3 separate regions of the Homo sapiens genome follow, and regions 1 and 3 are each linked to region 2. The links are chromatin loops, found by intact Hi-C in ENCODE. Cell type or tissue: chondrocyte. All regions are shown on one strand.

Region 1 (8,000 bases), 1.3 Mb before region 2:
TCTTCAGTGAGAGAAACTTCAATTTACATGACAAAGGGGGTGATATAGGCAGCAGTGAAGAATAGGTGCTATTTTTGCAATCTTTCACATTTTCAGACTTCTTTTATGTAAGAGACAGACGTCTTTTAGTTTACAAGATATTGTAATTTAGTTTAGTTTTTGTTCTATGCAGCTGACCCTAATCTTAATTGATTTATTGGAATGTGAGCTCCATGACTATTGCAGACTATAATTTGGCTCATCCAGCTCCCATTCCAATCCCCTTTAACTTAATTTCTAGAACTATAAAGACTGAAAAGCTAAAAAATATGATATCCCACTCCCTAGCAGCCAAGGTACTGCAAGCAATCTATTTTTTTACTAGACTGACCCACCTATACTTGATTTGCAGATAGCAATGAGAAACATAGGTGGTGGCTGTACCAAGAAAGAGTGTATCTACTGGCAAAAATGATGTCAGAGGTGCCCATCTGAAGTGATAGTGAAGCTTCTGACTTGGTGTCACAAGTATTGGGGTGGGGAGCACAGTTGTGTTTTACATTTGGATACAGTAGTGTCTTTTGATTTTTCTCTTGGCTGCTCTATTCCTGGTTGGATAATCAGACCCAATACTTAGATACTCCAAGATACCTGTGAACTACGTAATTTTTTTTAAAAAAAACTTGTTCTTCATAAGCCAGCTAGAGGGGATTCTGTTGTCTGCAGTTATTTTCACAAACAATAGAAGATTTGATCAATTATAGTAATGCATCAATTAATGACAGGGATATATTTTGAGAAATGTGCTAGATGATTTCATCATTGTGAAAACATCTTGAGGGTGAACTTATACAAACCGAGGTGGTATAGCCTTCTATACACCTAGACTGTATATATCGCCTGTTGCTCCTATGTGAGTAATGCATTGCACCATGGTGTTACTACAGCTATGATGTCACTATACCATAGGAATTTTTAAACTCCATTGTACCTTTTTTTTTTTTTTTTTTTTGAGATGGAGTCTCGCTCTGTCGCCCAGGCTGGAGTGCAGTGGCACAATCTTGGCTCACTGCAAGCTCTGCCTCCCAGGTTCATGCCATTCTCCCACCTCAGCCTCCCCAGTAGCTGGGACTACAGGCGCCTGCCACCACGCCTGGCTAATTTTTTGTATTTTTAGTAGAGACGGGGTTTCACCGTGTTAGCCAGCATGGTCTAGATCTCACCTCATGATCCGCCCGCCTCGGCCTCCCAAAGTCTTCCACACTATTGACATTTTGGATGGGGTAATTCTTTGTTGTGGGGAGCTGTCCTGTGCATTGTGAGATGTTTAATAGCATTCTTGGCCTCTGTACACCAGATGCCAACAGCACAAAGCTTCTCAAGTTGTAACAATAAAAAACATCTCCACACTGGCAAATGTCCCCTTTGGGGCAAAATTACCCCCACTGAGAACCACTGACTTACGCAGACACACGAAACATGAAAGCAATTTCTAATGAAGCATTTAACAATATTTTTCAAGATCTTGAGAAACTACATCTTAGTGCATATACATCTTAGTGCATATATTATACCATAGATAGGAGATCTTGGTATCATATAACACATCTGAAATAAAATGGATACACCTTTCTACCTTTTCACTCTATTGCATTAGTGATATGAAGTTTGATTTTCTTTATATCAGACCTAAATAAGCAAGTTGTCAACTTTATAGGAAAAAATATATAAATATATAACGTATAAATTTTTTTTAAAAAAGCGTAAGTAGAGGCACAAAGCAATTACCTATGATTCATTTTTGAGCCTATGGTTTTTAAATTTTAATGTCTAGAGATACTGTTAACAGTTGGAATCTGATCTTGGAGGTGAAATGAAATTTTTTTTTCTTATTTTCCCCAAAACTGAGAAGAAATATGACTGTTTACCCGAGTTTCATTCTTAAACCATGTTGGGGTGGCCTTTGGGCTGATTGTCACCATTGTTTATATGCTCAGTGATTTCAGTCTGGGGGTGCTTTCAGGGTTTCTGGAGCAGTTTTGAAGCCACAGAAATAATAATTAATTTTTAAAATATCCTGTCAAAACAACTTTTTCTGACTCAAGCATTTGTTTGAAACAGAACATCAGGAATTTTCTGCACACTACAGAATGTCAGCAAGATGGCAGAATAGAAAGTTTCAGCCTTCACTCCCACTGCCTCCATGTAAATATCACTAGCAGGTATCCAAAGAACAGAACATCTCTTTGAAAACTCCACTTGGAAACAGGCCCAAGATACTTGCATGTCCCATAGTACTGAATGAAAACTGAATTACAAAGGTAAGAAGAGTGGTCTCACTTCAACCACATACACATCCACCCACCAATTTGGCACAATACTAGAGAAAGAGGATTTCCATGAGCCCACAGTGTCTACAGGGGGAAAAGGGAGTTGAAGTTATCAAGTTTCTCTAGCTTCCCAACACACTTCTCAGGATGCTCACTCTGGTCTCACCTCACAGGAAACATTGGGACCAATGACTTAGCTATAATGCCTGGAGTCAGGTAGAAAGAAAGAAGGCAGAGGTCATGGTGACTAGCACTAAAATCTTGGTGGTAGGTCTGTGTTCCTGCCAGTTACGGTGCTCAGTCAGAGATACCAGCAAACCTTATAGCCCACCTGCAAAACTGATCTGATCACCTTTGGAAGCATGGAGGAAGGTTAAACCTAGCCTGAGTCCCTAGATGGTTAGTCTCCATACCCAGTGTCAGAGTCCACAAAAATAACCTTGCCCAGGTCGAGACACCCACCTCTGCCCATTTCAAAGAACAGAAGCTAGATCTGATTGCCCTGGGCAGTCAAGCAGTAGCTCTACTCAGCCAAAAATCCTGCTCAATGACCCCATCCAGACAGGAAGGTGCCTGCCTCTGCCCATTTCAGAGAATCATAGGGACTGGACCTGCTTGACCCAGGAGGTCACAGTGTCTCAACTCAGTGAAATGTCCATACCATGGCTCCACCCTGACAAGGAGTCAATCCTCAATCATGCATTTCTAAGAAGTATAACCTCTGGTCTTGCCCATCCTCAGCAGAAACTATGCCTAACTTCAGAGACCAACTTCAGTCTTGCCTAACTGCAGACCACAAATAGCAAAATTGTTTGGCCAGGGAATGCATTCTGTGATTTATGAGACCACAAGCCATTGCAGTCCACAGCCAGCAGCTCTGACCAATAGCAGAATCCAGCCAGTGATCTTGCCAGACAGTGGAGGTAAGCCAGCAGCCCACCTGACATCAGAGGAAAGACGGCAGCCCAGCCAACTAGAGAACTCACAACAAGCTCTCCTTGTCTGGATTTATTATCACCTCACCGGCCCTTCAAGAATCACAAGCTAGATTAAATATCAAAGATCTATCCCTGTCAAAGAACACAAGTAATGGCCAGAAGAGGGGGCTGTTTCCTTAAAAATGTAGAGAATAATGCAAGGACACAAGGATTACAAAAAATTAGAGAATCATAATACATCCAATAGAAACCAATAAAGCTCCAGTAATGCACCCTAAGGAAATAAATAATAGTTGAAATCTAAAAAATAGAATAAAATTACAGTATTTGCTACTCAAAAAAAGAAGGAAAAAGAAATGGAGATCTATGAAATGACTGATAAAGAATTCAGATTAATCTCAAAGCATTTCAGTTACTTCAAAGAATACATGGATAGTAAATTAAATAAAATCTGGAAAATAATACATGAACAAATTAAGAAGTGTGACAAAAATGAAAACAATAAAAAACCAAATAGAAATCCTAGAGATAAAGAATATCATTACTAAATTTAAAAATTCAATAGAAAGTTTCAACATTAGACTTGATAAAGTGGAAGAAAGAATCAATGAACTCAAAGACAGAACATTTGAAATGAAAAACAAAAAGAAGAATGAAAAAGAATAAAGAAATCTTATGGGAATTATGGGATCCCCATCAAAAAGCCAAAACTTTACATATACAACCTAGCAGAGACTCACCTTACTTTTAAGGATACACATAGATTGAAAGTGAAGGGATTGAAAAAGATGTTCCCTACAAATAAAAACCAAAAGAGAGCAAGGATAGCTACACTAATATCACACAAAATAGACTTTAAGTCAAAAACTGTGAAAAGAGACAAAGAACTTATGTAATTATAAAGAAGCAATTAATCAAGAGATATAACAATTGTGAATATATATATATATATATATATAGCACCAAACATAGAAGCACCTAAATATATAAAACAAGTATTAAAGAATATGAGGGGAGAGATAGCTTGCAATACAATAATAATAAGGAACTTCAATATCCCACTTTCAACAATGGGCAGGTCATTCAGACATAAAACCAATGAGACAATACTGGACTTGAACAACACTATAGGCCAAGTGAAACCAACAGACAAATACAAGACATTCCATTCAACAACAGCAGAATATATATTCTTCTCAAGTGCACACACAGATAGGTCATATGTTAGATCACAAAATATGCCTTAGCAAATTTAAGGTGGATGAAATAATATCAAGTATCTTTTCCAACTATAATGAATTGAAACTAGAAATCAATAACAGGAGGAATTTTAGAAAATTTGCAAATACATGGAATTTAAACATGTTCCTGAACAACCAATGGGTCAATAAAGAAATTTAAAAGAAAATTTAAAAATATCTTTAGATAAATGAAAATGAAAACACAATATACCAAAACTTATGGGATACAACACAATCAGTTCTCAAAGGAAAGTTTACAGCAATAAACACCTACATCAAAAATAAACAAAACATCTAAAATAAACAACATTACTCCTCACTGAACTAGAAAAAGAACAAACTAAGCCCAAAGTTAGCAGAAGGAAGGAAATAATAAAAATCAGAGTAGATTTTTATTATTAAAATAAAATAAATAAAATAAAGACTAGAAAAAAAAACCATACAAAAGATCAACAAAACTTAAGAGTTAGTGATTTTAAATGATAAAATCCACAAGTCTTTAGCTAGAATAAGAAAAAGAGATGATTCAAATAAATAAAGTCAGAAACAAAAGAGGAGCCATTGCAACTAATATCACAGAAATACAAAGGATCACAAGAGACTACTATGACCAATTATACAACAAATTGGATAAACTAGAAGAAATTGACAAATTTCTTCACATATATTTAGGTTAGTGCAAAAGTAATTGCGGTTTTTGCCATTGCCATGCAACCTACCAAGACTGAATCATCATGAAGAAATGGACAATCTGAAAAGACCAATAATGGGTATTGAGATTTAATAAGTAATCAGTAATGGGTATTGAGATTTAATCAGTAATTAAAAAGTCTCCTATAATAAAAACCTTAAGACCTGATGGTTACCAATCTGAATTCTACCAAACATTTGAAGAACTAATACCGATCCTTCTGAAACTCTTCAAAAAAATGAAGAGGCAGAAATACTTCTAAACTTTTTACAAGGCCAGCATTTTCCTGATAGCAAGGCTGGGCAAGGACATTATAAGAAAAGATTACAGGCTAATATCTTTGATGAACATAGTTGTAAAAATCTTCAACAAAATACTAGCAAACCAAATTTAACAACACATTAAAAGGATCATTCACCATAATCAAGTGGGATTTATCCTTGTGATGTAAGTATGGTTCAATTTATGCAAATCAATAAAAGTTATACATCATATTAACAGAATGAAAGACAAAAACATATGATCATCTTATTAGATGCAGAAAAAACATTTGACAAATTCAATATCCTTTCACAATAAAAACTCTCACTAAAGTAGGTGTAGAGGGAATGTATTTCAACACAATAAAGGCCATATATGTGAAGCTCACAACTATTATTATACTCAATGGTGAAATTTGAAAGCCCTTGCTCTGAGATCTGGAACCAGACAAGATGTCCAGCCTTGACACTTTTATTCAACATAGTATTGGAAATCCTTGTCAGAGCAATTAGGCAAGAAGGAGAAATAAAGGGCACCTAAATAGGAAAAAAAGAATTGAAATTGTCAGTGTTTCCTGATGAGATGATCTTATATGTAATAAACCCTAAAGACTCCACCAAAAAACAGAACTATCAAACAAATACAGTAAAGTTGCAGGATACAAAATTAACACACATAAATCAGTAGTGTTTCTATATACTAAGAATAAATTATTTCCCCCAAAATAAAAAATTTCATTTCATAATAGCTATAAAAAATAATACTTATAAATACATTTAGCCAAGGAGATGAAAGACCAGTACACTGAAAACTAGAAAATGTTGAAGAAAGAAATAGAACACACAAATAAATGGAAAGATATCCTGTGTTCATGAATTGGAAAAATTAATATTGCTTAAATGTTCATATTATATACAGTAAGATGTGTCTATTTTAAATATAAATAAATCAATAGTTGAGTGGTTGCAAGGCACTGAGGATGAAGAAACAGTGCAGAGATAGGACACAGTGCATTGGTACTGAACTGAAACTATTCCATATGATAGAATAATAGCAGATACATGTAACTATGCCATTGCTCCAGTCCATAGAATTTACAACACCCAAGTGAATGCTAAGGAGAGCTATGTGGTCTCATCATGAGAGTGATGTGTCATTGTAGGTTGAATGATTGCAGCGAACGTACCACTCTATGACAGAAAGTTGTTAGTGAAAGGAACTATGCATCTAAGGGGGCAGAGGATATGGGGGACCTCTGTTTGTCCTGCCCAATTTTAGCATGAATCTAAAGGTTTTCTACGAATTGAGCTCGATTTTTAAAATGGGTATATGAACTTATTTTGTGAGTGTTGATTATACCAGAATTTCCTGTTGTCTGCATGGTACATGCATTGCACGCATGGGCATTAAATTTCTTCTACAAGTAAAAAACAAAACAAAACAAAAGTTCATATTACCCAAATCAATCTACAGATTTAATGCAATTCCCATCGAAATTTCAATAAAATTGAAAATGGAAAAAAACAATAATATGAAACCACAAAAAACTCTGAATAGCCAAGGCAATCATGAGCAAAAAGAACAAAGCTGGTGGTATCATACTACCTGATTTCAAACTACTACAAAGCTATTGTAATTAAAACAGCATGATGCTGGCATAAAAAAAGATACATTGACCAATGGAACAGAATGGAGAGTCCAGAAATGAACCCACACATGTATGGTTTTCAACAAAGGTACCAAGAATATGCAATGGAGAAAGGACAGTCACTTCAATAAATGATGTTGGGAAAACTGGATAGCCACAGGCAACAGAATAAAATTTGATCCTTATCTCATACCAAATACAAATATCTACTCAAAATGGATTAATGAACTAAATGTAAGAGCAGAAACTACAAAACTACTAGACAAAAACAAATTGGAGAAATCACAGAACATTTGCCAAGGTAATAATTTTTTTTATTTGACCCCCAAAGTGCCAATGACATAAACAAAAATAGAGAAATGGGATTACATTAAACTAAAAAGCTTCTGCACCATAAAGGAAACAACTAACAATGGGAAGAGATGACCTATGTGATGGGAGAAAATACTGGCAAGCCATAAATTTGATAAGGGGTTAATATTCAAAACATATAATAAACTCAAACAACTCAATAGCAAGAAAAAAATCCAATTCAAAAATGGACAAGGGACCTAGATGAACATTTCTCAAAAGTAGGCATACAAATTGCCAACAGACATATTTTAAAAAGCTCAACATCACTGATCATAAGGGAAATGCAAATTAAGACCAAAATGAATTATCATCTCACACCTGTCAGAATGGCTATTATCAATAAGATGATAAATAAATGTTGGTGATGATGTGGAGAAAAGTGAATTCTTGTACACTGTTGGTGGGAATGTTAATTAGTACAGCCATTATAGAAAACAGCATGGGGACAGGGCCAAGATGGCAGACTAAAAGTGGCTCACATATGCTGGTTCTCATGGAGAGGAACAAAAGGGCTAGTGAACACTCACCCTGCAGGCTGATCATCTAAGAAACTATGTC
Region 2 (8,000 bases):
CTTCTCATCTGCTTTCACAGTCTTATGATTTTGAAAAGTAAGCCAACTACTGGCTATGCCATCAGGCTATTAGTTTAACTTTTATAACTAGAGGTCATATGAATTATTCAGAGTAAACTCAGTATAACTACTTAATTGGTTGGCTCTAACTTTAGTTTTGAAACTAATTAACTGGAAGGGCTTCGGTAAATTACTTAATCTTTTTGTGCCTCAGTTTTCTCATCTCTAAAAAGGACTAATTGTAATTATCTTATGTGGCACAAAGATGTTGTAACAAAGTAAAGTAATAAGGCATGAAAACTGTTTGGGAGGTAAGGTTTATTTCACACTACAAAAAGTTCTTTGTAAATACAGATATTCACTGAAAAAAATCTGGTAAGTTACGGTGAATGGGAAAGGTTCTGGAAGAAGACAGAGATTGGTAATTAGGAGTAACTTTTTCCAAAAATGAGAAAAAGCCATAAACATTTGTTGCACTAATTTATCCAAGTTACTCATTTCCTGAAATGTTTTTGTAGGCCATATATTACTTTCACAGCTCTCAAGGGAATATCAAAATTTGGGATAAATCTATTATCCTGAAATTGTAATATGGAATTGTTAGTGAGAAATACCACTTAATGTGTAGTAAACATTAAATGTATAAGCTGCATATGAAAATAGTTTCTACATGATTTCAGTCTGCCAAAGCCAATCATCTGTCTCATGGAAACTTATGTTCATACACCTTTCTTAGGTTGTCATGGGATTCTTAAGTTTTAAAATACTTATGTTTACTAATATTATCAATGTTATTCTGAAAAAAAAGACACTAGAAAAAATTATCTCTAAATATGATGGATTTACTCAGGAATAGAAGTAAAGATTATAATTTGGAGTGCATGGAATGGCAAGCTACCAGTGCATTTATTTGGTGAGGGAAGGGTAAGAGGAGCTTTTATTAGCAAAAAAGAGTCTTACATAAACTGCTTAGAAGCAGAGTTCATTCGGCTGGGCACAGTGGCTCATGCCTGCAATCCCAGCACTTTGGGAGGCCAAGGTGGGCGGATCACCTGAAGTCAGGAGTTCGAGACCAGCCTGGCCAATGTAGTGAAAATAATTTGTCTCTAATAAAAAACCTAAACAAAACAAAATAAATTAGCTGGGCATGGTGGCATGCACCTGTAATTCCAGCTACTCGGGAGGCTGAGGCAGGAGAATTGCTTGAACCTGGGAGGAGGAAGTTGCAGTGAACCGAGATCTCGCCACTGCACTCCAGCCTGGGTGACAGAGTGAGACTTTGTCTCAAAAAAAAAAAAAAAAAAGAAAGAAAAGAACAGAGTTCAGAGTTCATTGGTCCTCAAGTTTCAAAGCCAGAGTTATTGTCAGTTCATTGTTGGAGATGCTGTTGCTGGGCAAGTGTTCCTTGGAGAACTGCTCTTAGTATTCTAAAGAAATTTAAGACATATTTATTAGGTGACAACATTCTTTACAAATATGAACTGAATTGGAATAAAAGGTTAATCAGGTATTGTTCTATGCGTGACTAGGGTTCTCCAGAGAGCAGAATCAGGAATTCTGGTAGTGAGGTTAGAATCTGTGTTTTAATGAGCTCTTCACATAATTCCCAAATTTGAAAGTTTGAGAAGCACTTGTTAGTGTGTGTGTGTGTGTGTGTGTGGTGTGTAGGGTTCTTGTATGGTTGCCATGACATTCATTTTCTTCCTTGTTTGTAGTAAATATGAGTCACTCATCGAGACCTTTTGATGCCTTGATATATGATGGGCAAATTCCCCTTGACACTCTCACCGAATAATTTTTGTTGAATGAGATTGGAGCACCTGTCTGGAGCAGAGTGGAACCATCACCAAGAACTCGAGTCTCTTCTCTCTTCTGAAATGCTGTTAAATAGCCTCTACCCCATCCAGGCTCTATTGAGGTCCTCTGCACTTTAGTTTGCTTCCTCCAAGTCAGCAGCTCTAGAAGGTGGCCAGCACTGGTGGCAATTTTTTTTTTCTTTGCCTCTGCCGAAATTCCATGATGGTGTACTGGGGTTGTCACTCTTAAAAACTTTTTCTTGACTTTTTAAAAGACTGTCTACCTTTTCAAATCATAATCTTCTCTTCAAATTGCAGGGAGTGCCTGCAATCCTCTTCATGGATTGAAAATGACAGTACCCTCTGGAGGTTGGGTTGGTTCCCTCTTTGGAAGGAGTCACCCAGGGATTGATGGATGGAGTTTGATGGAGAGTGAAGAGAGCTGCTGGCTCAGGAGCTGACACTCAGTACAAGCTTGGGTACCTGGGATGCTCCTGGGTTTCCCAACCATTAAAGCTTTGAGTGGAGTTGGGAATGCCTGAGCCAATAATCTCCACGCTCCAGGAAACAGAAGTGACTTCTACTCAACTTCCAAATGTTTTCTTCCTAGCTTTTGAGGGCATCTATGAGTTGACTCAATACTACAAACCTAAATCTACTCCCCACTATTTTCCAAAACAAGTCTTCCTTTCATGCCACAAACAAGCCAAACATCTGCATCCTTTCTTGTCTTTTTTCCTTTCTACTTAGAAAGTTATTTCTTCAATATTCTCTCTTTGTAAATTATCCCTATTCCTATCTCCTCCATGAAACCCTTTCCCAACTATTCTTGGTCTTATTGTTTTCTCAATTTCTGTAGCACTTGTCCTTGAACCATATAATTTAGCCATTAATTACACACTGTGCCACACTATTTGCTCTTATGCTAATGTGTCTTTAGTTTTTTATTCTCCAACTAAATTATAAGTGTCATGAGACATTTCCCATCTCTTACTTTACAAATGTAGAAACCTGTTTAAAGTACACAGAAGAAATTAGAGTCACAGATTTAGACCTGATTTTAGCACTTAAACCTCAGCCTCTCTCACAGTCACTCTCCTGTTTGGTTCCATCCCTTTGGGTGCTCTGATTCTAGAATATTTTCTCCAAGTCTTTCATTTCACTTTTTCTGTGAATCCTTCTCTCTCTCTCTGTCTGTCTCTCTGTCTCTCTCTCAGATGTTGGTAAATGTTCATGTCACTGGATGAATACTTTAGCTATGTATACAGAGCACCAAATGTTCTCACTAAAAAGATATGGATGAGGACAGGATTATCTTGACCTTGTGGCATTTCACAAATGAGTTATTATAACATTGTGGCAAAATCTGACGAATTGAAGCTGTTAATGAACAGAGACTCCCACATTCATGAGGACTTTCATCTTAGAAACTCAGCTCTGCTTTTATTATTTAAAATAGCTCTGCTATTTATTATTTATTATCCTCTTCTCCTACTTCTACTCCTAAATGCCATTCCTTTATTTATGGAAAAGCCTACTAACTCATTACTTTAAATGTTGCGTAATATCTGCCTTAGTATTTTTAGACCTATGTCTGATAAAAATGTAGTTCTGCCCTGCATTTTAGGCACCTTTTCTCAATTAAAAAAGAAGCTAGTATATTTATTGTCTTTATCTTTAAACACACATTTAACTCATCGATGCATCCCAGGGACTATCTATCCATCTCACCTGGGGGTTGGGCGCTGCTTCACCTAACATAAGTCTAAGTATCGTGCTTTAACTCAATAAGGAAATATTTTTCTCGCATAACAGGAAGTGAGAAGTCCTGCTTGAAAGTAAGCAGTCCACCTACAGATGGGTAGCCCAGGGATCCTGGGGCACCTCACCTGGGCCATCATCACCCCAGGCTCCTTTTTCTACTCTGCAGTGCTTAACATGTGCGTTTATTTTCCTGGTGGTCTCATCGTTACAGTATGGCTGTCCCACCTTTAGTTTCCCACCCAGGTTTTTGGTAGGAAGCAACCAAAACAACAATCGAAACACAACAAACACAAGGAAGAACGGGAGGAGCCTGTATCAGGAAAGCAAAACTTTTGATTTCCAGCAGACTTGAGCTTCTATCTCCAGGAAAGAACTGTGGCATACCCTCATCTCGGCTGCAAGAGAGGTGAGGCAATGGAGATTTTTTTTTTAGTTGGGTACACGGTGGCCTAATCAAAATTGGGGTTTTTATTTGTAGGCAAAAAAGTGAAAAGGATATTGGATAGACAACTAGCAGGGTCTATCCCATGGACAAGCCAGAGGCCGTTCCTCATGAATGATGAAGACCTATTTTCAGAGCTTGAAGATGTGGCAAGATTATGAATGTGTGGTTGGCTGAGACATTTCAGGCAAGACTGTGAAAGCTGTGAGCAGAATTTCAAGCACTCAGATACTGATCCACCATTCTTTTATATTTCACAATTAAAGTACTCCTTGTTAGTTAAACCCACACAAATGCTTCCAGCATTTCTTATGTTGAACATAGGCGACCTGGGGAAAAATGTGAATTCCATTCTAAAGAGGCAAAATTTAACGCAGTAAAAAACAGCTATGGTTTTGCCAGACATTGGGTCTAGTTCATGAATATTTGCTGCCACCTGCAGTTTAAACTTGATATTCACTCTGGTCACCACCTGTAACTGAAGTGTGGCCCAGCAAATGAAAAGGAAGGTTGCGATGAGTATCCTCGTCATTGCTGCAGCCTTATGCTTACTTAAAATTGAAGTTTCTATTTGTACATCCCCATTCATAGCAACATTATTTATAAAAGTCAAAGCATGGAAGCAACCCAAGTGTCCCTTGATGGTGAATGGATAAACAAAATATGTTATATACAAACAATATAATATTATTCAGCCTCAAAAAGGAAGTTTTGACACGTTATCACATAGATGAGCCTTGAAGACTTAACTGCAATAAGCCAATTACAAAAAGATAACTAATATATTATTTCACTTATATGAGATTCTCAGAGCACTTAAATTCCCAGAAACAGCAAGTAGAATGGTGATTGACAGGGGCTAGGGAGGAAGAGGGAACGGAGAGTCAGAGTTTAATGGATACAGAGTTTCAGTTGGGGAAGATGAAAAACGGCTGGACGTGGATGGTGGTGATGGTTGCACAAAAATGTGAATGTTCTCAGTGCCCAGAACTGTACATTCAAAAATGGCTAAAATGGCAAAAGATAATTTTTTAAAATGTTGAATTTCCAGGGAAGTGAGGAAGCTGATTCCGTAGACCACAGAAACCCGGCGTATTCCAGTTTATGTTACCATGTAATAATAAGTTGACACTAAGTCTGTTGGGTTTCCCCATTCCTGAAAGAGGTGTCTTGTCTGTTGATGAACAGATTGTCATGTTCTAGTCACAATGCAAATTATTTTGGCGGTGTCGAGAATGCAGCAGTTTAATGTACTACGAAAAATGCATGTAGTAGATTCAGCTGCAGGGAAGGAGGCAAGTTAGGGTAATTTGGGCAACTCATGTTTCTCTATAAAATCCATTTCCTGGCATATAGACTGAATATTTTCATTAAAGAAACAGTTTTCATTAAAGAAACAGAAAAGAGACTGTTTAGTGGCCCTAGAGAAATTGAAAAATTGTTTTCATGGTCTTCTGGTAGTTTTAAAACATAGCAAAGTAACAAGGCCATGTACTGCATATTATTCTATTAAAAACTATGTAATCCCTGATTGTACTTATTCTGGAAAGAAAGCAGGTGGGGACCTCCTATGTCCATGAAATGTGTTATTATTATACATAGAGTGTGGGAATGATCATATTTCTTTTTTCTTTTCTTTCTTTCTTTTTTTTTTTCAGGTGTAGTTTCACTCTTGTTGCCCAGGCTGGAGTGCAATGGCGCAATCTCGGCTCATCACAACCTCCGCCTCCCGGGTTCAAGCAATTCTCCTGCCTCAGCCTCCTCAGTAGCTGGGATTACAGGCACGTTACATGCCCGGCTAATTTTGTATTTTTAGTAGAGACGGGGTTTCTCCATGTTGGTCAAGCTGGTCTCGAACTCCCAACCTCAGGTGATCCGCCTGCCTGGGCCTCCCAAAGTGCTGGGATTACAGGCGAGAGCCACCACGCCTAGCCTTGAATGATCATACTTCAAATTGAACGTGCCATGACTTCCATCCGGGTTAGGTTTAAACCGTTTAGAAAACTCTTGAGATAACATTTTTAGTTTTCTGGCCATTGAAAGTTGAATGGGTTTTAGAGTAGAGCAGTCTCCTTTATCCTTTTCACTTTCAGCTTAATTGATTTCCACCCCCACACTTGCAATTCAGATCGTCAGTGGCTATTACCTGTTATACCCTGAAGAGTGGCCACAGGACAGACATCACTCTACAGAGAAATTGAATTTTATTCTTTTGGAAAATGGACTGCAATCCTGTCTCATAGCTTGAGATAGTCACACTATTTTTTAAAGGAAATGTGTGGAAAAGATAAAAATGAAATTGAGAAAGATAGTTAAAATATGAGGAAAGTTGAAAAAGGATAGATGTGGAATCCAAGGCATCTTTGGAAAACTTCTTTGTGTGGGATAAAGGATGCCTTCTGCGAAGAAAATCAGCAAAATGACCAACTGCCATAAAAGGGCACTTACAGTACATTTTTCCTTGCCTAAATGCTAAGTGGAGCTGCAGAAGGGAGGGGAAGGTTTTACTTCCTGTCTCTCTGGCAGAGGGGAGTGTAGTTGGCTGCCAGTCCCCTTGCTGTTCTCTGGGTCCACACCGCCCCAGTATGGCTGCAGCCACTGACTGAGCATGACAGGGTACTACTGCCAGCCCATTTCTGTGGCATGGCCATTGTGCTCATGGGGCAAGTTTCCTGATCACCATTATCAGATTATTTGACTCAACCCTTTAAAAAAAAATGCTCTCATTATGTTCCTGAAACATTACAACTGTGGCCAGGAAACTCTCTCGCTTGCTCAACCTGCCTCCTAATTTCCCCAGATCTCCCTGGCTCTCAAGGTCCTTCCCCTTCACTGTTTAAATGAGGCCTGGCTGTGTCCTGAGTTACGGGTTGTCATGCAGCTTTCTTAAGTCCCCATTATGACTTGGTGCCTGGATGTGGAGACTTGCTTCCCAGTGATGCTTCTGAAACCAGTTTTCTTCCTTTTTTTTCAACCTCACCACCCCTAATCATGCTTCTTTGAAGCTCATACCATACAACTATAGTTCTCAGTCCCCCCTTATCTGTGGTTTTGCTTTCCAAGGTTTCAGTTACCTGAAGTCAACTGTGGTCTGAAAATAGGTGAGTACAGTACAATAAGATATTGAGAGAGAGAGAGAGAAAGAGAGAGAGAGAGAGACCACATTCACATAACATGTATTATATGCCTGTAATCTCAGCACTTTGGGAGGCCGAGGTGAGTGGATCACTTGAGTTCAGGAGTTCGAGCCAGCCTGGCCAACATGGTGAGACCCCCTGTCTCTACTAAAAATACAAAAATTAGCTGAGCATGGTGGCTCATGACTGTAATCCCAGATACTTGGAAGGCTGAGGCATGAGAACTGCTTGAACCCGGGAGGCAGAGGTTGCGGTGAGCCGAGATCATGCCACTGCACTTCAGCCTGAGTGACAGAGAAACTATGTCTCAAAATAAATAAATAAATAAATCACATTTATTACAGTATATTGTTATAATTTTTCTATTTTATTGTTATTGTTGTTCATCTCTTACGGTGCCTAGTTTATAAATTAAACTTTATCATAGGTATGTATGTATAGGAAAAAGCATAGCATATATAAGGTTCAGCATGATCTGTGGTCTCAGGCAACCACTGGGGGTTTTGGAACTTATCTGCCATGAATAAGGGGTGCCTACACTATCCCATATTGCTATTATCTCTCATTCACAGAACACCTTCCAGGGCAGTGTTTCTCTCCACCTAAAGTTGTCAGATTTGGCAAATAAAAATACAGAATGCCCAGTTAAATTTGATTTTCAGACAAACAGCAAATAGTGTTTTATTTGGCAACCCTCTATTGTCCCTGATTCCTCCCATGAATTTCAGTGCTTCAGTATCCACAGGGATGACCCCACTAACACAGCCTCTGTCACTAGCCTCCTAACCTTCCATGGCTGTATAAAGGAATGGACTTTCCTGCCCTCTGATGTCACCACTTCATAGATTCTTCTCTCTTGTC
Region 3 (8,000 bases), 830 kb before region 2:
AAGAATACACCTTTCCTGGCCAGGTGCAGTGGCTCACACCTGTAATCCCAGCATTTTGGGAGGCTGAGGCGGGCGGATCACTTGAAGCCAGGGGTTCAAGACCAGCCTGGCCAACATGGTGAAACCGTGCCTCTACTAAAAATACAAAAATTACCTGGGTGTGGTGGTGCATGCCTGTAGTCCCAGCTACTCAGGAGGCTGAGGATCACTTGAACCCAGGAGGCGGAGGTTGCAGCGAGTCGGGATCACGCAACTGCACTCCAGCCTGGAAACAGAGCAAGAGTCTGTCCCAAAAAAAAAAAAACAATACACCTTTCTTTTTACCCATGTTGAATCTGAGGCCTAGGGAGTTGAGGTGACTTGACGAGCATTACATATCTGAGCAAAGCCAGCCCAGTGCCCTTTATACACTTAACCTAATGCATATGTTCTGAGAAGTCATCTAACCTAGCTATTGTTTTTAAGAATTACAAATAATATTTTAAAACTCTGGTATGTTCAAAATAAAGAGAAAGAACACAACTGAAATCCCAAAGAAAAAGACGAAATCAAATATATGTAGCATATACAGACACATACTTTATATATATATAGTAACTCTCTCTCTCTCTCTCTCTCTCTCTCTCTATATATATATATATATAAAATATTAACTGAGGTATTGATAGGAGTCAAATAGGATGTTCCTTCAAAGCCTTATTTCTCTTTATAATAATTAAACAATATAGATGAGTGTTATGTATTCAGAATTTAAAGTCAGGCTGCCTATGTGACCTAAGGGCAAGTTACTTAACCCCTGTAAGCTGGTCTGTTGCCTGTTTACTCACAGATCCATCTTTTACCCTTTCCTCTGCTCTGCTTATGCAAATCCACATCCCAGCCTCCCTTGTCAACTGGATTCCAGTCAGTTTTGGCCAATGGGAGGCAGTAGAGGGAGATTGGAGGTGGGAGAAAGAAAGAAAGAAACCATTGTTTCTCTCTGTGTCCCTCTGTTTGGGGTCAGATCTCCTCTAGATGTGGCTGAGTCTCCTCTGTGATTCTACCCCTGCTGGGCTTCCCTAACTTCTGATCTCAGGTAATGTGGCCTCCCTCTTGTATTTCCCTAGCTCTTGGGTTGTGAGTAACTCCCTGGTATTGCTAATCTTCAGGTTGTCTCACCATCCCTGTTTCCCCATCACCCATTTGAACACCTTTGTAACTTGTACTCCATATAACATATCCTCTATTTAACCCAGTATGGACTGTGTTTCTTGACTCTATAAGCCTATTTCCTAACCTGTATAAAGAGGATAGCAATAGTTATCAGCATTACACTGTTGTGGAGATTAATTACTGTACATAAAGTACATGACACATAGTGAGTGCTCAATCCATATTAGCTGATAATAGTATTTCCCATCTCTGTAGCTTAAATCACTTTAGTGCATAAGGACAAGAGTGATCAAATTCTATCCTTAGTGAGAGAGAGAACATTCCAAGAGGAAATGTTTATACACATACTCTGTTATAAATGTAGTTACTGCAGCCATTTTGTAGTTGTCAGTCAAAAAGTAATTCAGTTCATTTGTATGATCATGCTGATCAATTGAAAACCCTACCTGGACAGCAAGTTGGACTTTCAGAGGCATTGTTAATGTCCATTAACTATCTAATGTCCATCTAAGAACAGCCAAGGAAGGGCAACGATACTGCATTCCAACTCTCAATTTAATCATGTGTTAACTAGGCTGGCTATGCTTTGCTTGGGAAACAGTATATTCACATGCAAAAACATCGGTTGACCTAGTTGTCAATTGTGATAGTGTATATATTCCACTCCTGTCCCCCTACCTCTAATTTCTGCAACATTTAAAAATAGGTTGAGAATATTTTAGCTGGAAGCATCATAAGGTAGCCTGGTTAGCAAAGTGCCATGTATTTATTTCCCTACTCTCCTTTGCTCACCAACTGGGCTTGTAAAATCTCACCACTTCTCTGAGTCCTCCAATTATATATCCAGCTCCCTACTGGACAGATCCTTTTGGATAATGCATAAGCGTCGAAAACAACACATTCAAAATGGAGCATTTTATTTCTCCTGAAAATCTGGTCCTCTTTTAGCTCCCTCCATCTCAGTATATGGCGTCACAGTTCACCTAGTTTCTAAATTAGCCAGAACCCCTGGGCATCCTCCATGCTCTCCTTTCCCTCACCACCTACATCAGTCTATCACCAGGGCTTCTTGAGTCTTCACAGACCACTTCCCTTCTCCACTGCCGTTTCGAGCAAAACCAAGCAAGCTACCAGCCTCTCTTGCCGGGATTGTGACACCGCCATTCTAACTGGTCTCTGTAACTGGTCCCATGCTTTTCTCCTTCCAATCCCTTCTCCACAGAGTAGCCAAAATCACCTTTTGAAAATGTAGATCAGATTCTTTTAGTCAGCTGCCGCAAACTCCTCAATGGCTTCCTCGTACAACTAGAATAAGATACACATTCCTTTCTGAGACCTGCAAGGTCTGGCATAATCCATTCCCTTCCCAATTTTCCAGCTTCCTCTGCCCGTTCTCTTCATTCTGCTCAGCCATTGTGGCCTTGGTCAGCATCTGGGACACTTGAGGCCCTGTCCCTTTCAGGAACTTTTCATGTGCAGGTTTCCTTGGCTCCTCTCCTGGCAATCTCCTTTTGGTCCTTCAGCACTCGAGGTAAATGCCACCTCCACAAAGTAGCCCTACCTCACCACCCTGTCTAAAGCAAGCTCCTGACATTCTCTTTAAGAAACACTTGTCTTTCTGCATAGCATTAATAGCAACTCTAAGCTTCTTGTCTATCCTGTTTTTCATTGTTCCTAGCCCACAGCAGAGTGCTCAGGGCATGGTTAGTACTCAGAGAATAATAGTTGAATAAATGAGTGAATATACCAACAGAGCCCACAAGTCAAAGTCCACGCAAAATGATGGAAGGGTATTATTCTGGAACTTTCTAACCCAGTCATGGTATTTAAATCAGTGACACCTTCAAAAAACAAAAGAAAAACGGAAACAAGGCTCTGGTGCCTAGATTGTGTTCCGATCAAGTTTTATTATTTTTAGTGGATTAATTTGAGGATTGATCTTGTCCCTAGTCTGTTAATCACAGATTTCTTTAAGGAGTACCAAATTAATTTTTATGTCTTTTCATGTATTAGTCATAAGTTATGTAATACTTATTGCATTTTTAGTAGTTTGGTTAAAAGGAAAATGCACTACAGGGAGCATGAAACCCACATGCAGAAAAACGGTCCGTTTTTAGAGAATTCAAGCTTCTGATAGAGAATTAAAAACCAAACTAATATTACTGCGATAGAATCTACACGTAGGACTTTTACCTTTCCGAAATAGGAAAGTGGTTGTTCCCCCTTCCTCTGAGGGCACTTCTACCACGCTAGAGGGGGCTGTTGTACTGAGTTTACTTACTTATGTTCAGAATAATTTTTTTGTAGATCTGATGTGGCTTTCATATGGAACGATGATTTGTGCCCTTAAGCACTTTTCATATGGGTAAACCCAATTTATCTTTGGATGAATCCCTGGTCTTCATAGTCAGAAAGACCAGATATTCGGTACCTACCAAACTCCCCAAAATCCCTAAGTCAGAGGAAGCAAATCTGCCCACAGCCCACACCAGATACATTTAATCAAGGATTCCTTTGGAAAGGTTATTTTTATTATGTTGTAATACCAAGGCAGACACTGAATTTTAGCACTTATGCTTATCCTATGCCTTATTCTTTCAAGGTGGAGAAAAGAGCATTATTTTTTTTTTACATTTGCATTGTATCAACATTTGGGGAAAGTATAGATTTAGCTGTAAACTCCTGCTTGGGACCCTGCAAAACAGAGTACCCATGTCTAGGCATAATTACAGAGAAAGAGAGAGATTTGAGGATGAGAGATTGGCCACATAGTATTTTAAGGTCATGAAAGCCCACATGTGAGAGTTCACAGTATGCCAGGACATGTGATGGAAGGGCAGGATTCTGTGTGTTTTGGGTAGAGCAGAACAGAATTCAGAAATCTGGAGGAGACTGACAGATCATCATGTATTCCCAGCAATGAATTCGTCCACCCAAGGCCACACAGTCAAGATTCTAATTCAGTATTCTAAGTCCAGGTCTCTTTGACATGCAAGCTCTTCAACTTTAAAGACTACGTAGTTATTCATCATTGTGGGCAATACATGATAGCAAGCAGTTTTGTTGCTATTACTCAAATTAAAAACTAAGAGGTAAAAAAAAGTTTCAAAATAGATGAGTAGCAAAAGCTGATTACAGCACAATTGGGAGAATTCAAAAACCTTGATTCTGTGTTCTGACTATCGCCACTAAGAGGCACTCCTTCCCAGAAGAAGCAAAATGTCAGCAATGCAATAAGAAGCAGAAAGTTCATTTTTCACACTTAATTTTTTTTAATCTAGTTTAATTTTTGTACTGTGTTATCCAATAATAAACATCAGTGAATAGGGGAAAAGAGAAACTGCCTTGTGTGAGTGACAAGTGGTGTGCACTCTTCCCCTTCTTTCCTGCTGTGGATGCTGAAGATGCCCTGGAGGAGGCCCTGACGCTGCCTTCTCTTTACTCTTCCCCCAGGACTGCTCTACGTTGGCTTTAGTGCCTGCATGTTTGGTCTCTACAGCTTTATGCCAGTCGTCATAAAGAAAACCAGTGCCACTTCAGTCAACCTCTCCTTGCTCACAGCAGACTTGTACAGCCTGTTCTGTGGATTGTTTCTCTTCCACTACAAGGTAAGTTGAGTGAGTGCTCCTTTGTGAAGATGATACTTTGTAGGAAACAATGAACATGGGTAGGAATGCCTGGATGTGAAATGCCCTGATTTTGTGTAGGGAATAGTAATGTAACTGGGTGTGCTAACCTCCATGATTTAGGTATTCACATTTCAGCTATAAGACAGAGACATTTTGTCCTATGAGATCAGTAACTATGGACAATTGATAGGAAAAGATAAGAAACAGCCATAAAGGAAAGAGCTTTTGAATACTGGGGACAGCTTTCCTGATAGCATTCAGCCCAGAAGCTACTCTTTTTCCAATACGAACCTAGGAAGAGTTGTACAATTCCCAGACTACAGCTGCAAAATGGATTCTGCGAAAGGCCTTGGCAGAGTATGTTCTCTTTGGAGAAAAGACACAATTCCTGCAGTTTCTGCTTTGCAGATTTTTTTATAGCAAATATGAATGGAAAATGCTAATGCACTAGAAATAGTTTTTTTACTAAAAGATTGGGGTTTGAGTAAAGGAATGCAAAGAGATCATGTGAGGCACTTGCAGTGAATGCATCAGCCCTGAAGAAAAGAAGAAACTGTCCAGTCCAAAGATGTCAGCCTCTCAGAATGCAAAACTCTACCCGCATCTTTGCCCTAGGGAGGCATGACTAATTGATTATGGCACACTGAGGTCAGATCCTACTCCTCTTAACACCACACTCACTGCTGCCAATAACAATCAATTAGAATTGACATATGAGAAGATACCACTTGCCATTCCTTAACAAGTCCTGTAAGACAAGAGTCAACAGGGACTATGACCCAGTGTGAAACAGACCAAATATGGAATGTCCAAGCAGATAAGACCAAACTTGGATAGCTGAAAGAAGAAGAGGCAGAAGAAAAGAGACACTACTCTGGCCACTTCTAGCCAAGTTCCTCACCAGTGGTATTACAGCCACCATCCGCAGCACTCGGGGGTGGCCAGATGATGGGGCACCTTGGTAGGCAGAGCATCTTCATCCAGATGAAACAGGGTGTAGACGTTCCTGGAGCAACAATAAGCTAAAAAGAGCATGTACTTGATATGATCAGGGCAAAGCAGCTGAAGTGAATAATCAGGATTACTACTGAGAGAAGCAAAAGTCATAGCCAAGAAACCGATGCAGAAGGGCAGACACGGGTGAAAAAGAAGTTACAAACGAAGCTAGTTAGTAGCTAGGAGGATCAGAAACAGATCTGAGAGATGGTACAAGTTGAGAAAGTGGCTGTGACAGCAGACAGGAATAAAGTTCCTATTTTTCCTCCAGCTTTATTGAGGTATAACTGAGGAATAAAAATTGTACTATATACAGTATTTAAGATGTACAACATGATTTTTGGATGTATGTATACATTGTGAAATGTTCACCACAATCAAGCTAATTATATCCATCACCTCACATAGTTACCTTTTTTCTGTGTGTGTGTGTGTGTGTGTGTGTGTGTTTGTGTGTGTGTGTGGTGAGAATACTTAAGATCTACTTCCTTCGCAAATTTCAAGTACAGGTTACCACTAACTATCATCACCATGCTGTATGTTAGGTCTCCAGAACTTACTCATTTTATAACTGAAAGTTTGTACCCTCTAGCTATCATCTCTCCATTCCCCCAACAAGTTCCTATTTTATATGGAGCCTTTTGCCCAATACAGTGGCAAAACCGAGAGCTTAAAGAAAGTATCTAGGACTAGGCAATGTTTATTGTTTGCAGTTTGTTTCGTCTGTATGGAACAAGCTGCTTCCCAAGCTACCTTGGTCCTCATAAGGGTAAAAAGCAAGATCACAATATATTCCTCTCGTGCTGCTCCTAACCAGTGCTGGGAAGACCAGCTTCCTTCAAAATCCCCCTCCTCACACACCCAGTCATTTTCCAGAGCTCTGGGGAACACCTGGCTATGGGTTCATCCTCACAGCAGAGTGGCCACCAATATTCTTCTCTCCTCTTCAGTTAAGCATCCACATCTAGTCCATTACTTGGTGTGAACTCAGTTCTTAGCAATTAATCTTGTAATTTGCTTTATAAGCTCCTGAACTAGGAGAATCCCTTTAATCTTCCTTAAGGGAAGATAACCAAAATCTGTTGTTCTGCTGAGGGCTGCAGTCACTGCTTGGGCAGTTCAGACCCAGGCCAGCTCCCAGCATGCCTGAGAGCAGTGTTCTCGAAAATCTGGTTTCACTGGGGTGCTTGATAAAAATGCAGATTTTTGGGCCACACCCCTAAGCCACAGAGTCAATATCTGGAGATGTGTCTGGGGGAGTCTGGTTGGTAACATGTTCCCCCTGGCAGTCTGATGCCCTCTGAGTTTGAGAACCACTGTCTTTGATAACAGTGTACTCGAACAGTGCCTGTTCCTGTCTGGGTCTGTCCTTTCCCACACTTCCACTGATGTGGGGTTAAACCTGGGGTTCCTCAAACTTACACACATCAGGAAATGAGAGGGCTGATACGCTAATTCTCGGCAATCTATCCTCTCCTCCTGTCATTTGTATATTACTATTCATTGAGGATAAGTAACTTCGCTGAAGAGGAAACCATGTAGTAACCCCTCATTATGCCATCAGAAGGGAGGCTGTGTTATCTGAAAATTAAATTACTGTATTCACTAATTTAGAATTGTAATGGATATTTTTATTTCATACAGCAATGATTTGGGTTTTTTTTTTTTTTGGTATGGCAAAATACACATACATTTTGTTACTATTTGAAAGATAAATTTTCTTAAAGCAGGGATTGATCCAACATAGTAGTCATTTCTTCTAGTTAAAATTTATTTCTATTGCCTTTTTAAAAATTAAACTATGAATATACTTGTAGATTCACGTGCACTTTTAAGAAATAATAGAGAAAGCCCAGTTAACCCCTGTGAGCCCAAGTATCTGAGATAGGTCTCAATCAATTTGGAAAATTTATTTTGGCAAGGTTAAGGGTGCACCCGTGACACAGCCTCAGGATGTGGTGACAATATGTGCCCAAGGAGGTTGGGGAACAGCTTGCTTTTTATACATTTTAGGGAGACATAATACATCAATCAATATATGTAAGATTTACATTGATTTGATCTGGAAAGGCCAGACAACTCAAAGCAGAGGCTTCCAGGTCACAGGTTAGATTTAAACATTTTCTGATCAGCAGTTGGTTGAAAGAGTTATTATCAATAGGAAGGAATGCCTGGTTTACCATAAGGGGTTGTGAAGACTGGGGTTTTATCATGCAGATGAAG

What was found. Hi-C counts contacts between places; a loop is a spot of excess contacts. Peaks named below come from ENCODE experiments on the same cell type or tissue, not always from the same donor. Only the 100,000 strongest peaks of a DNase experiment are listed, where the experiment ranks them.
Region 1: it touches region 2 in a loop (9-fold over the local background); 4 of 110 quality-filtered maps call a loop at or near these places.
Region 3: a loop joins it to region 2, with 12 times the contacts of the local background. A loop is called at or near these places in 21 of 110 quality-filtered maps.

What each region holds. Positions count from the first base shown.
Region 1 is chr6:117,837,487-117,845,486 of GRCh38, forward strand. No RefSeq gene overlaps it. Among named protein-coding and RNA genes, the nearest start is that of SLC35F1, 66 kb to the right of the region's middle. In chondrocyte, CTCF peaks have their summits at 3,411 (motif pointing right) and 3,620; no DNase peak of the experiment used is centred here.
Region 2 is chr6:119,106,492-119,114,491 of GRCh38, forward strand. It overlaps a transcript of FAM184A not described here. Among named protein-coding and RNA genes, the nearest start is that of FAM184A, 32 kb to the left of the region's middle. In chondrocyte, CTCF peaks have their summits at 4,430 (motif pointing left) and 4,664; no DNase peak of the experiment used is centred here.
Region 3 is chr6:118,280,579-118,288,578 of GRCh38, forward strand. It overlaps SLC35F1 (solute carrier family 35 member F1), which reads left to right. Exons shown (of 8, transcript NM_001029858.4): 7 at 4,606-4,760. Among named protein-coding and RNA genes, the nearest start is that of PLN, 260 kb to the right of the region's middle. In chondrocyte, CTCF peaks have their summits at 3,392, 4,351, 4,584 and 5,758; no DNase peak of the experiment used is centred here.